Linked DNA regions of Homo sapiens: region 1 is linked to region 2. The links are chromatin contacts, found by Hi-C or POLR2A ChIA-PET in ENCODE. All regions are on one chromosome and are shown on one strand. Each heading gives the region's core, a stretch centred on a gene start or an enhancer-like site at or near the end of the contact. The rest is flanking DNA. Distances are from core to core; before and after follow the strand shown. Region 1 has its middle 68 kb from the start of LRIG2. Region 2 holds the start of PPM1J-DT (PPM1J divergent transcript).

Evidence for each region. A loop is a pair of places that touch in the nucleus more often than their neighbours do. ChIA-PET counts read pairs that join two places held with the same protein, here RNA polymerase II (POLR2A). Pooled maps may share reads with other maps.
Region 1: a map of K562 shows a loop between it and region 2 (3-fold over the local background). The contact joins the enhancer-like site here to the promoter of PPM1J-DT in region 2. A Hi-C loop is called at or near these places in 2 of 168 maps with a recorded cell type or tissue (K562 and endothelial cell of umbilical vein), 4 of 37 single-sample maps with no recorded cell type and 13 of 50 pooled maps. POLR2A ChIA-PET finds 5 or more read pairs at or near these places in 1 of 52 experiments (BJ).

The regions. Positions count from the first base shown.
Region 1 is chr1:113,138,472-113,144,435 of GRCh38, reverse strand. No RefSeq gene overlaps it. Among named protein-coding and RNA genes, the nearest start is that of LRIG2, 68 kb to the right of the region's middle. RefSeq lists an enhancer at 3,461-3,630 and a cis regulatory region at 3,010-3,910. Within about 2 kb of position 3,460, at least 9 of the 41 ENCODE cell types and tissues checked have a DNase peak (open chromatin) inside an H3K27ac peak, as active enhancers do.
Region 2 is chr1:112,712,420-112,717,954 of GRCh38, reverse strand. PPM1J-DT (PPM1J divergent transcript) reads right to left here and starts at 2,344. Exons shown (of 2, transcript XR_947714.4): 1 at 2,192-2,344; 2 at 159-1,504. It overlaps PPM1J (protein phosphatase, Mg2+/Mn2+ dependent 1J), which reads left to right and starts at 2,623. Exons shown (of 10, transcript NM_005167.7): 1 at 2,623-2,979; 2 at 4,344-4,458; 3 at 4,924-5,211; 4 at 5,498-5,535. The coding sequence starts at 2,654. RefSeq lists enhancers at 2,274-2,568, 3,533-3,592 and a silencer at 2,283-3,072.

The sequences.
Region 1 (5,964 bases), core at 2,211-4,710, 430 kb before region 2:
CTCCAGTCTCTTCTCTATTCAATCTTCATGGTACAGTTATTTTCCTAACCCCCAGCCCTGAATGTATCACTTCTCCTGCCCACAAATCCTCCATGCCTCCCAATCAAAACGAAAGCCCTCATCCTGTCATTCAAGGCCTTTCAGAGCCTGACCCCACCTACACTTTTGCTTTCTTAGCTTATTACATTTCTCTTCCATAACTCCCTCAGGCCAAGAGCCTCCTTGGGCTACAATTTACTTTGCTGAATTTTTTTGACAGGTTTCCCAAACTTGAATAACCATGGAAGTCCCCTCCCCACCACTGCCTATGTTTCATGGCAAAATATTTACAAACATCTCATGGATACTAAGTGATTCACGGTACTCAGTTTGGGAAACACTCTCTCTGCCCTTCCTTCTGGTTGCCAGCGGCTTAACTATCTATTTCAAGAGCTTCCCAGGTCTTGAACTGCAACTCAAAATAACTATCTAATGTTGTCATACCTGCTACCTCTCAATCTGATTTTATTTTATTTATTTTATTTATTTATTTATTTATTTATTTATTTATTTATTTATTTATTTATTTTGAGATGGAGTCTCGCTCTGTCACCCAGGCTGCATCTCAGCTTACTGTAACCTCCCCCTCCCAAGTTCAAGCAATTCTCCTGCCTCAGCTTCCCGAGTTGTTGGGATTACAGGTGCCTGCCACCATGCCAAGCTAATTTTTGTATTTTTAGTAGAGATGGGGTTTTGCCATGTTGGCCAGGATGGTCTCGAACTCCTGACCTCAGGTGATCCGCCTGCCTTGGCCTCCCAAAGTGCTGGGATTACAGGCGTGAGCCATTGTGCCCAGTCCAATCTGACTGTTTTTAAATACTGAGAAGGCTCTACAGAGCTATGGAACGGGAACACTCCACTATCACCACTCTTACTCCTTCTTTTTCTTCTTTCCTGAGCTGATACCACATTTTCCTCAAGAGTTGAATTGCTCAAGGTCTATCATGATTTAATTAAATGAGCATAGTTGACCATTCAACCATCTTTGTTTTCCTAACTCCAAATAGCCTCCTGGAGCAGGTATGTATCTATGCCTCCTGGGGCTACTCCCTATTCCTGCACCTGTGACAGACATTGTTGGTGAATTACAGCACTTGCCTCTGGGGCCTAGATGTGATGATGGAGACTCAGAATCCAACTCAATACAATTCCCCAGGCAGGCTTTATCCATCAATCAGAGTTGGCATGCAGTTGAGACAGTCCTTACCATCAGTGACCTAGTTGATTAGCTAATGTGTTCACTAGAAAAGCTCTGTTTCAACTCCCTTATAGAACATAGAGTAGTTTCTAGTTGCATTCTGTCTACTCTAAGCCTTTCAGGCTAGAGGATTTGGGTTGTGGGTGAGGATCTATTATTAGTCTAATTTGGCATGAAAATTGGAGTAAGACTGCCAAGGTCAGAAAAGTTTCTCCTAAGAACCGCCCTAGAGCATTGTCTGCCTCCCATCTCTATTTCCTGCCAAAACCCACAGAAATGTCTGGTGAGCTAGCTGGTCTTTAGCCATAAGAAAGAGTACCATAGAGGCTACAAAACAAGTGACAAACTACCCCTGGAAGGATGAAACTCTGGGGCAGACAGCAATTGGAGATGCCTTGGATGTCCCAGAGCAGCGGCAAGGTTTTCCACTTGGCCTGAGCTGATGGAACCATTTGCAATGGAAAGCCTGATATCTTCGGTCAGGTAACAGGCTGCTCCAGTTTCTTCTCTCTTCTCCTCCCCCTCCTTCTCCTCTGAGTTGATCGCATTTCCTTGGTGATGTTCATGCTTAGTCAGTAGATCTTAGGGAACAAGTGTATACCCCATTGGGACCTTGTCCGTGTAAACTACTATGTACTAATTAATGTTTTCCTCTGTACTGCATCTTCCTTCCTCTCTTTCTGGCACAAGCATTTATTTAATACCTACTGTGTGTTAAGTGGTAAGCACTGCCGTAGAGAAAAAAGCCCTTGAATTCTGTCTGGAGCCACCTGGGGATGCTGTATATGAAACAAATGCCACAGCCCTCATTAGCAGAAAAATACACTTCAAGTTGCTTCCTGTCTTCTTTAGGCCTCAAGAAAGCTGTAACTGAGTGGGAAAATGTTGAAACCTCACAGCTAAAATGAGAGCATTCCAGGGAATTCTACAAAATCATGAAGTGCCTCCATCAGTTGAACACAAACCAATTCTCAAACCCAGGAAACCGTAACGAGAGATTGGGTGAACACTTCCTAGCTCTGACTTATTGCCAGGCATTGTTCTCATTGTTTTCTATATATTAACTCTCTAAATCCCCACAGTAATGTTATGAGTTAAATACTCTTATCATTTAAAAGATGAGAAATAGAGGCACAAAGAGGTTAAATGACCTACCCAAGCCTCAACAGCTAGGAAGTGGTAGAGCTAGGATTTGAACCTATATAGTCTCATCGCAGAGTCCTAAACTGCCTGAAATATGTACATTTAAGCAAAAAACAAAAAGTGCTGATTCATGGATTGGAATGGAGTGGGATGAGTAATAACTGGGTGGTGCTTTTTATCTCAATATGTTAGATCAGCTAAAGACAGAAGGGTTTTGATAGCTGAGGGGCCCAGTGTCTATCCCATACTTTAAGGAAGGCCTCAGAAAGGCCAGCTGCTCCCCTAGATCCACCCACAGCTCCTAGTGTCCCCTGACAGACAGCAGACTGGTGCCAGAGTAGTTTCATGTGGTTGAGAGCCAGATATGCAAACAGTTCTGCATGGGTCCCTTTATGCACTTACATACTGTATTTTTTACTAGAAAATGGTGACATATTTAGTACCTAGTGCAGCAATGTCGTAGGTCCTACAAGTATGAAGCCTAACTTCTAGAATGGACTCTACCACCTACTGTCCCTTGATTCAGTTCTTTGCAACTATAAATATTTATTCATTCAGTAAATAATTTTGAGACCTCCTCCATGCCAAGCAACATGCACTAATTTGAATTCAATAGTTGCCCTAAGGTACTCACTATTTGCTGGTGGTGACAGTCAGATAACGGGATCTTTATAAGCACTTCCGCACTGTGTCCTCAAAGTGTGCCAGGGAGTGAGGGAGGGCTCAACCTGTCCCTCTTCCCTAGGAGTCTGTGAGCAGCAAATGAGATCATACAGGGGAAAGGGCTTTGTAAATAGCAGAAGGTGAGAATGGGGTGTGTGAGGAGGTGGGGAAGAGGGGGAAGAAGGAGGAAGCAGAGGGAACGGGAGGCAGAAGGGAAGGAGGGGTGAAGGAGAAGAGAGGGAGTGGCAGGGGGAAGGAAGGGGAAGTAAAGTGGGAGGACTTCAACTAGGAGCTGGCTGCCTTTTCTGGAGACCTCGGGCAGGCAGCCGCCAAGCTGAGTGCTCCATCAGGGGCTGTGAGCCTGAGTGAGGCCTCACAGGAGTGAGGGAACCAAGCCTGAAGCTCAGGGCTCACTCTCCTAGCAGGCCAAGTCCAAACCTTGCAACCGTTGCCAGACTACTCTGGACTCCGTCCTAGTGGGGGCCTTAAACTCGTGTTATGTTGCTTGAGACTAGGTGCTTTCGCTGCTCCCCATGCACCCCAACCTCTTCAGGATCCCAGCTTGAAAAGTGACAAAGGCCAAGCTGTCCCTCTATTGTGATGCCCGATTTCTCATGAATCCCCTTATATAATGGTATCTCTGAGAAATGGTGGCTCGAGGTGACGCCAGCCACCACCATTCTCTGTACTGAATCGCCACCTAGAGGCCAGTTCTAGCCCAAACCAATGTGTAGGCCAAGTTTTCAATTTTGCCTCAAGATAGAAAACAAAACAAGAGTTATCTTTGAACAAAAAGATAAAAAGGCAAGAAAATGGCACAAGACCTTTAAAAGGACTCCATCAGTCCCTTCACCAACCCTGTGGTTTGCTGATGAGATATGCAAGGGCTGAAATGTCTCCACTTCTCAATGGGGCAGGATTTCCTCCATGGCTTGGGACCAATGTGAGAATGTCACTGTTTCTCACATATTCTAAAGTCTAGATTTGAAGAACAAATATGCCAAGAAAACCCTCCAGTTTGCCCTGCATGTCAGACCCCAGCCCATCTGCTCCTCTTCTTTCATGCCCAAATTCAGACACGTTGGCTAGCTTGGGAAGACAGCTCAGCAGAAGATAGGATGTCCTTTTTAGGAGAGTTTGCTAATTTGGCTTACATTTCTGGAATTAGATGCCCTACACTGAACATGAATACCCATTAATCCTGGACCATTTATTGGGAAGTAGTTGGATGAGTCTACAAAGGCATCGAAGGTAAGTTGATAGTTCAAAATGAGCATCAAGGCCGGGCATGGTGGCTCAACGCCTGTAATCCCAGCACTTTGGTAGGCCAAAGCGGGCAGATCACCTGAGGTCAGGAGCTCAAAACTAGCCTGGCCAACATGGCAAAACTCCGTCTGTCTACTAAAAATACAAAAATGAGCCGGATGTGGTGACAGGTGCCTGTAATCCCAGCTACTTGGGAGGGTGAGGCACGAGAATCACTTGAACCCGGGAGGCAGAAGCTACAGTGAGCCAAGATCGCACCACTGCACTCCAGCCTGGGCATCAGAGTGAGACTCTGTCTCAAAAAAAAAAAAAAAAAAGAAAAAAAAATGAGCATCGAGGTATTTTGGTCTGAAGAAAATCCAAGCTACATGGTTCCAGATCTTCAGTGCCCCAGCTTGAACAGTATCAGGAACAGCAGAGTACTAAGAAAAGTAAGCCAGGCTCCCAAACTGAGCAAGGACAGTTTTCTTAATCCTCTTTTTAAATTTTTTAGGTTTTTCTGTTCATTCCTTTGCCAGTCTAGTAATTCAGCTTCCCACTACTCAGCTTATTGAATTCTTAAGTATAATTGGAAAACAAGATACATAAAATATTCAAACTCTCATTATCAAAGCATCCTAGTTTGTGACTGCTTGGGGATAGCAGTGTGTGCAGTGTCCAGGGAATGCCCACAGAGGCTGCAATACATTTTTGCAGGCAAGCAGCTGCTGGTCCCTCTTCAGACCAACAACAATTCAAAGAAGGGGCTCCCTTTAGAGTAAACCTGGAGGAACCTTGGGAAAATTAGACTGATGTTTGAATTTATGAAAAAGCCACAGCTGTTCCCCAAGGATAAAGTTCAGTCCATTGATCGGCCAAAGGGCCCAGAGGAAATGAAATTGCCATTTCCTTTACCCATCCACCCAAATAAGTTAGACTTCTAAAAACTGAAGTGTTTCCTTCTCTCCAGCAGAAATGATTCCACTTGGTGCTCACAGTAATCTTGTGAAGTAAGTACTATCATTGCTGTCATGCAGAGAAGGAAACAGAGGCTAAAAGAAATTTAGTAATTTGCCTGTAAGAGGAGTAGTCAAGATTTGAACTCAAGTGCTCTGCTTCCAGAACATCTGCAGTTTTCCCAATACTGCCATTCCCCTTGGCATGAAGCCAACATACTAAGTCCTAAAGAAAATTATCTGAGAAGTAATTCAGTTTGCCATAGATTGTTGCATGAATTCCTACACAACCACTGGAACTACACTATAGGTGGAATCAGTGGGCCAAGGACAACCCTCATTCAGGAATGATGCTCATTGTTGGTCAGTTAACACTATATACTTTCTGGGAGGGTCAAAACTTCTCAATCAAACAAAAAGGTTTCTCTTGACTGTTTCCTACTTCATTCTCTTCATTTAAGCCAGACAGGCTCTTTGTCCCCTATAAAACCTCCTACAAGACTTTGTCATTATTGTTCTCCAGGTAAAGGGAGTCCTCTCCTGGGAAAGTTAAAAAGAACCACCATAAACCAATTGGAAGAAACAAAGACACAATGGGGACAGTGATGGGGAGACATCAGGTGACATCAAGACTTCCCAGGATCACACAGTCAGTGAGGGGCAGAACTGCTCAGAATCCAAGTCCAATAGACTCTAGCTGAATGAAGTTTTCTTTCTTTT
Region 2 (5,535 bases), core at 1,095-3,594:
GCTGGTCTTGAACTCCTGGACTCAACTGATCCATCCACCATGGCCTCTCAAAGTGCTGGGATTACAGGTGTGAGCCACCACTCCTGGCCTGAGACCCAGTTTCTTTATCAGAAAAATTGTAATGTAATTAATTGCAACTGAATAATTCTTTACAGAGATCTGTTTTGGATGCGAATGTATTAGACAAATGAGAGGAAGTGGTGTTCTGTGAATTTGAAGGGACTTTCCTCTTAGTTTAAGAGGCCTTTGGGTTTAGGGTGATGTGAAGGGGAGAGACAAGGCAGAAGATGACCAGTTCTGGGCCCTGAGCCACCACTGTGGCCTGAGATAAAGGGGCCTGTCTTGAGGCTGTCCAGTCCCCCTCCTTGGTTCAAGCTTCACACTCCCCCAGCAGGGCCAGCCACTAAGCAGAGTCTCACTCTTCACAGAGAAAAACATCCCACAAGTCTGCTTCTTCATACCCCATCCCCTTTTCTCTCTCACTTTCCGCTGCCTCAGGGATGAGTAGAGGTGATGACCTCACCAGGTTCTGGGGCAGTCTGAGGATGGAGGAGGCATAATGGTGCCAGGAATAGGAGGTGAGAGGTTCAGGGAGGAGGAGCCTTAGGATTAGGCCATGGCTGGGGGCTGTTCTGGAGCCCCAGGGAGCTGTTATTCTCCCTGCTGATCATCTGGTGCTGGGGCTGGGGGGGTCTCTTGGCTTAGCTTTGCGGACAGCTTGCAGCCACACCATGGTGGGTGCTAGAAAGGGCAGGGAATAGGGAGCTGGGTGACACGAAGAAGTGGTAAGTAAACTGTCCCAGAAACACTGAATAATAAAAACAACCAGGAGTTATATTTGTTTCTTCAGTTGCTGGCTTGCTGCTGCTGTTATTTATCTGAGAGTTGGTTCCAGTTTTTCTCAAATAGCAGGGGAAAACCTATAGAAGCAGCCTGTTCTTTGTCCCCGTCTTCTTTTGCTGCTCTATTTGCCTTGGGGTCTGTTTTTTTTCTCTCCTGTGACTTCTTTTCCTCTGTCTCTCTCTGCCTAAAGCTCAGGTGTAACAAAGCAGGCATAGTAAGTCTACCAACCTGAAGGACCACTGTGGGATCTTTATTTGGAAGCTGCCAAGAAAGTCATCCCTTCTGGGGACACAGTTTAGCCTGGGGAACAAAGTGGTATGTGGTCAGGAAGCACCTGGCCGACAGAGCCCAGAAAAGTTCCAGCCGTGAACTGGGTGCCGTAGTCCCTGATGGCTACTTCCAACTTGCTTGAGGGCCACAACGGCGTTGTCCCCATTTGAGATGTGTGGATGGGTGGTGTCTGTGGATACCTAGCGATCAACTTTCTGATAGGAGGTTTAGAGACAGAGCTCTTGTGGCATCAGGTCAGTACCACCCTCTCCCAGAGGGGAGAAGTTAGGAAGAACGGGCAGCCAACCAGGCATTGGGCTCTGTCCTGGTCTTCCAGTGAGTGTGCTTTTACTCTTCTTAGGCAAGGGCTTAGCCTGGCCTCTGTCTCCCCCTGGCGGTAGACACAGAACTTGCTCAGCATTCCCGGACTGCTCTCAGCCCTGGCCCTAAGAGAAGGATGGGAGGGGAGGAACCCCCACTCCTCTCTCTGCCATTGATCTCCTTTCTAGCCCTTCCTCCCTGATCCGGAGAAGTAAGCTTGGTTCTTAAGACAGAGCAGGTTTGAATGTCAGGAGGCCGACATAGGTGTGAATCTTTCACTTGACCGTGTGACCTCCTGGGGCAAGTCACGGTAAAATGACAGGAAGCGTCCCGTCCTGCCTCATCCGTGAAACTGACAGAAAAAAAACCATCTTGAAGGATTGGTGTGCAGTATAAATAACCTAATACTGTATGGAACGTGCTTTGTAAAGGGTCTAGTATGCAGTACTTCTTCAATAAATAGTATTTGTTATGTTGTTATTATCCTATTAATAGCTTGTCCTGCTGTGGTCAGGGAAGGTCTGCATTGTGGGAAAGACCTGGGTTCTGAGAGAGAAAGGAGGGTGGGAGTAGCAACCGCTCTCCCAGATCTAGAGGTGGTCTTCACGGGGAACAGCGCATCAGGAGCCCAGGAATCTACCCCGGCTCCTGATTCCGGGGTGGTCGGCTGCAGCCTGCGTCATTAATCCCGCAACCCCACCCGGTACCAGCTTGCCCGCTCTCGCTCCAGCAGCCCCATCCAGAGGTGGTGTCACACCTGGCGCCTCATACCCAGCGGCTCCCAAGCGCCTGTTTTGCTCTGAGGTCATTAGCTCCATGGCTCTCTGGGCTGGCTGGCCACACCGAACCGAGAGCGAGGAGACCGCACCCCCTTGTCCCTCAGCCCCCGTCACAATGGAGACATTCTAGCTGTGTCTAATCTAGCGCACGGCTGAAATAAGGTTTCCTTCTCTCCGCCCCCTTCCCACAGCAACAGAACCTACCCCTAAGAAACGGAGGCGGGGCCAAGCCGGAATGGGGCGGGGCAGAGGCCGGGGACCCGTGGGCCGGTTCCTGGGGTGGCCCAGAGCAAGGGCAAGTTTCGCCCGGGACCCGCCCAGCTGGCCGGGAGCCAGTAGCAGGGAAGGGCCGGCTGGCGCGAGCACCGCCCACGCGGAGCCATGGGGGCGGGGCCTGGGCGGGGGCGGGGCCGCGGCCGAGGGCGGGGCAGGGAGGCAGCATGCTAAACCGGGTGCGCTCGGCCGTGGCGCACCTGGTGAGCTCCGGGGGCGCTCCGCCTCCGCGCCCCAAATCCCCGGACCTGCCCAACGCCGCCTCGGCGCCGCCCGCCGCCGCTCCAGAAGCGCCCAGGAGCCCTCCCGCGAAGGCTGGGAGCGGGAGCGCGACGCCCGCGAAGGCTGTTGAGGCTCGAGCGAGCTTCTCCAGACCGACCTTTCTGCAGCTGAGCCCCGGGGGGCTGCGACGCGCCGATGACCACGCGGGCCGGGCTGTGCAAAGCCCCCCGGACACGGGCCGCCGCCTGCCCTGGAGCACAGGCTACGCCGAGTGAGCGCCCCCTGGGGCACCCAAACCAGGATGGGGCTCCCACCCCTCTCCCCAGCTCCGCATCCCCGGCGCTAGGACGCGTTCCCCACGCCGCGTCCGGGCCAGGAGCTCCCTTTTCCGTGGACCTTTGCTATCCTCTGGTCTTCGGGCCGCACCCCCTCCCAACCCATTTTCCAGTGGGGGGCAGCCTGTGTCACCTTCTTCACGTCCTTCCCGCTCATTGACTGCCCTCGCCCACGCCGCCTCAGGACCCTGTTCTGCCCCAGAGCCCGGAGGGCGGAGAGCCCGGCGAAGGATGAGTTGGCCAGTTCCCCGTCGCGGCCCGGCAGCTTAAAGGCTAAGGGAAAAGGGGTTTCACGAAGGAGCGGGGTTCTTTTTAATAGGGGACATAGCGGTTGGGAAGACTCGCTCACCCGCTTCCCGGCTCCAGCGCCCCAGTTCCCTGTCCCTCTTACCGTAGTTCCCCTCCCCCTCCACACCCAGAAATAGCCCGCGACACCAGGAGGCCGCCAGCTTCCCCAGGAGCGGGGAGGGGGACGCCCGGGGTAGAGGAGGGTCCCATTTAGATGCCCTTCAGCCTGCCAACTCGTGCTGGCCTGGCAAAGAAGCGGACCCCCTGCCCGGAGCGGCCGGCTGGCCCCCGGGCTGTGTGTATTTTAAATGCATCTGCCGGGAACGCAGAGCACCGAGGGAGATGGGGGCGCTCAGTTCGCTGAGGAAGGTGGCTGGTGGCCCATGGACCCACCACCACCTCCCTTAGCCTCCTGTGTGGGAGGAGTTTATGGGTATGTGGCTCCTGCCCAGTCCAGGTGGGCTTTCACTTCTACTCTATTTCAGTTCCTCTTTCCCGATCTGGGCTGGAGAGCTTCCTCATTGTTAAGGCAGCAGAAACTTTCGCTGGATGGTTTTAGGATAAGGGTGGGTGTGCCCATGAGGATGAGGTGCTGGGGACAAGGCACTGGGAGAGTTGATAGTGGTTGAGGGTGGGATGTAGGGTCTAGCTAGCAGGGAAGTAAAACTTCTGCTACCAACTAGCCCCTCCCCCAGAAGCACCACTAGGAATGCCTTTTTCTTTTTTCTTTTTTTTTTGCCAGGGATGGGGGAAGTGAGGCAGGCAGGGGACATAGCGGTTGGCCAGAAGCTCCTGCTGGCCTTTCTGTGAAGTGGTAGGGCTGGCCACCCAAACAGTACTCCTTACACCTTGCCAGCCCTCCCTTCTCCTCCTCCCTCTGGCCTGGATCCCAGGTGGCTGTGACCTTTCTCAGCTTGGCCAGCGGGCGCAGGAGACGGTGTGTGTCTAAGGTGGGGGTTATTCCAGGACCTGGTCTGGTGTCCAACCTGATGTGGTCATTCTGGCCTGGCAGGGTCATCAATGCTGGCAAGAGTCGGCACAATGAGGACCAGGCTTGCTGTGAAGTGGTGTATGTGGAAGGTCGGAGGAGTGTTACAGGAGTACCTAGGGAGCCTAGCCGAGGCCAGGTAAGACCCATCCCCTTTCCCAGAGACACAGTGACACCTCTCCCCAGGGACTCAGGCCTCTGGTTTTAAATCTGAGCCATGCGGAAGACCTGATGAACTCACTGGCTATCTACCTTCTGGCACAGAACCTTTACCTGGTATTCATCAGTTAGATTCTACCATGTAAGCATGAATGTTACTTTCCCACCTAAAATGTAGAGGCTCACATATTTATGGATGATTTAATTGCCAGTGCTGAGTTTTGGATCTGTTATCCTCTGAGTTTGGGTTTTTGAGCCTTTCCTTTCTCTTGACACATACGAAGCCTTATGTGAATAAACCTAATTTGCCTTCAGTAGCAAACACTGACCTCTCAGATGTTTGTATGGATGCCCAGAGTCTTGTTATTCACCTTGCATAACACACACACACACACACACACACACACACACAAACAAAACTCACCTCCAACTTTTCCTCCACCAGGGACTCTGCTTCTACTACTGGGGCCTATTTGATGGGCATGCAGGGGGCGGAGCTGCTGAAATGGCCTCACGGCTCCTGCATCGCCATATCCGAGAGCAGCTAAAGGACCTGGTAGAGATACTTCAGGACCCTTCGCCACCACCCCTCTGCCTCCCAACCACTCCGGGGACCCCAGATTCCTCCGATCCCTCTCACTTGCTTGGCCCTCAGTCCTGCTGGTCTTCACAGAAGGAAGTGAGCCACGAGAGCCTGGTAGTGGGGGCCGTTGAGAATGCCTTCCAGCTCATGGTGAGTGGGTGACCTGGGCCAAGAGCCTGCTAGGCAACCACTCTGGCCAACTCTGTGTGGAAGCCAGAGGGGGTTACCCTGAGAACCCACAACACCTTTGAGAGCCTGAGCAGAGCTTGGTTCAGAGGGGAGGGAGAAGGGGCAGTTACACCCCAGTCTTCCCTCCTGTCTTCCAGTGTAGCCTGGCTGGGCCAGTTGATTTCTACGGGTGGAGGGGGTAGGGGGAGGGTGACTGTGTGCTGGAACCTCTCCTTCTACCCACCTCTGACCCTTCCTTATGTGGCAGGATGAGCAGATGGCCCGGGAGCGGCGTGGCCACCAAGT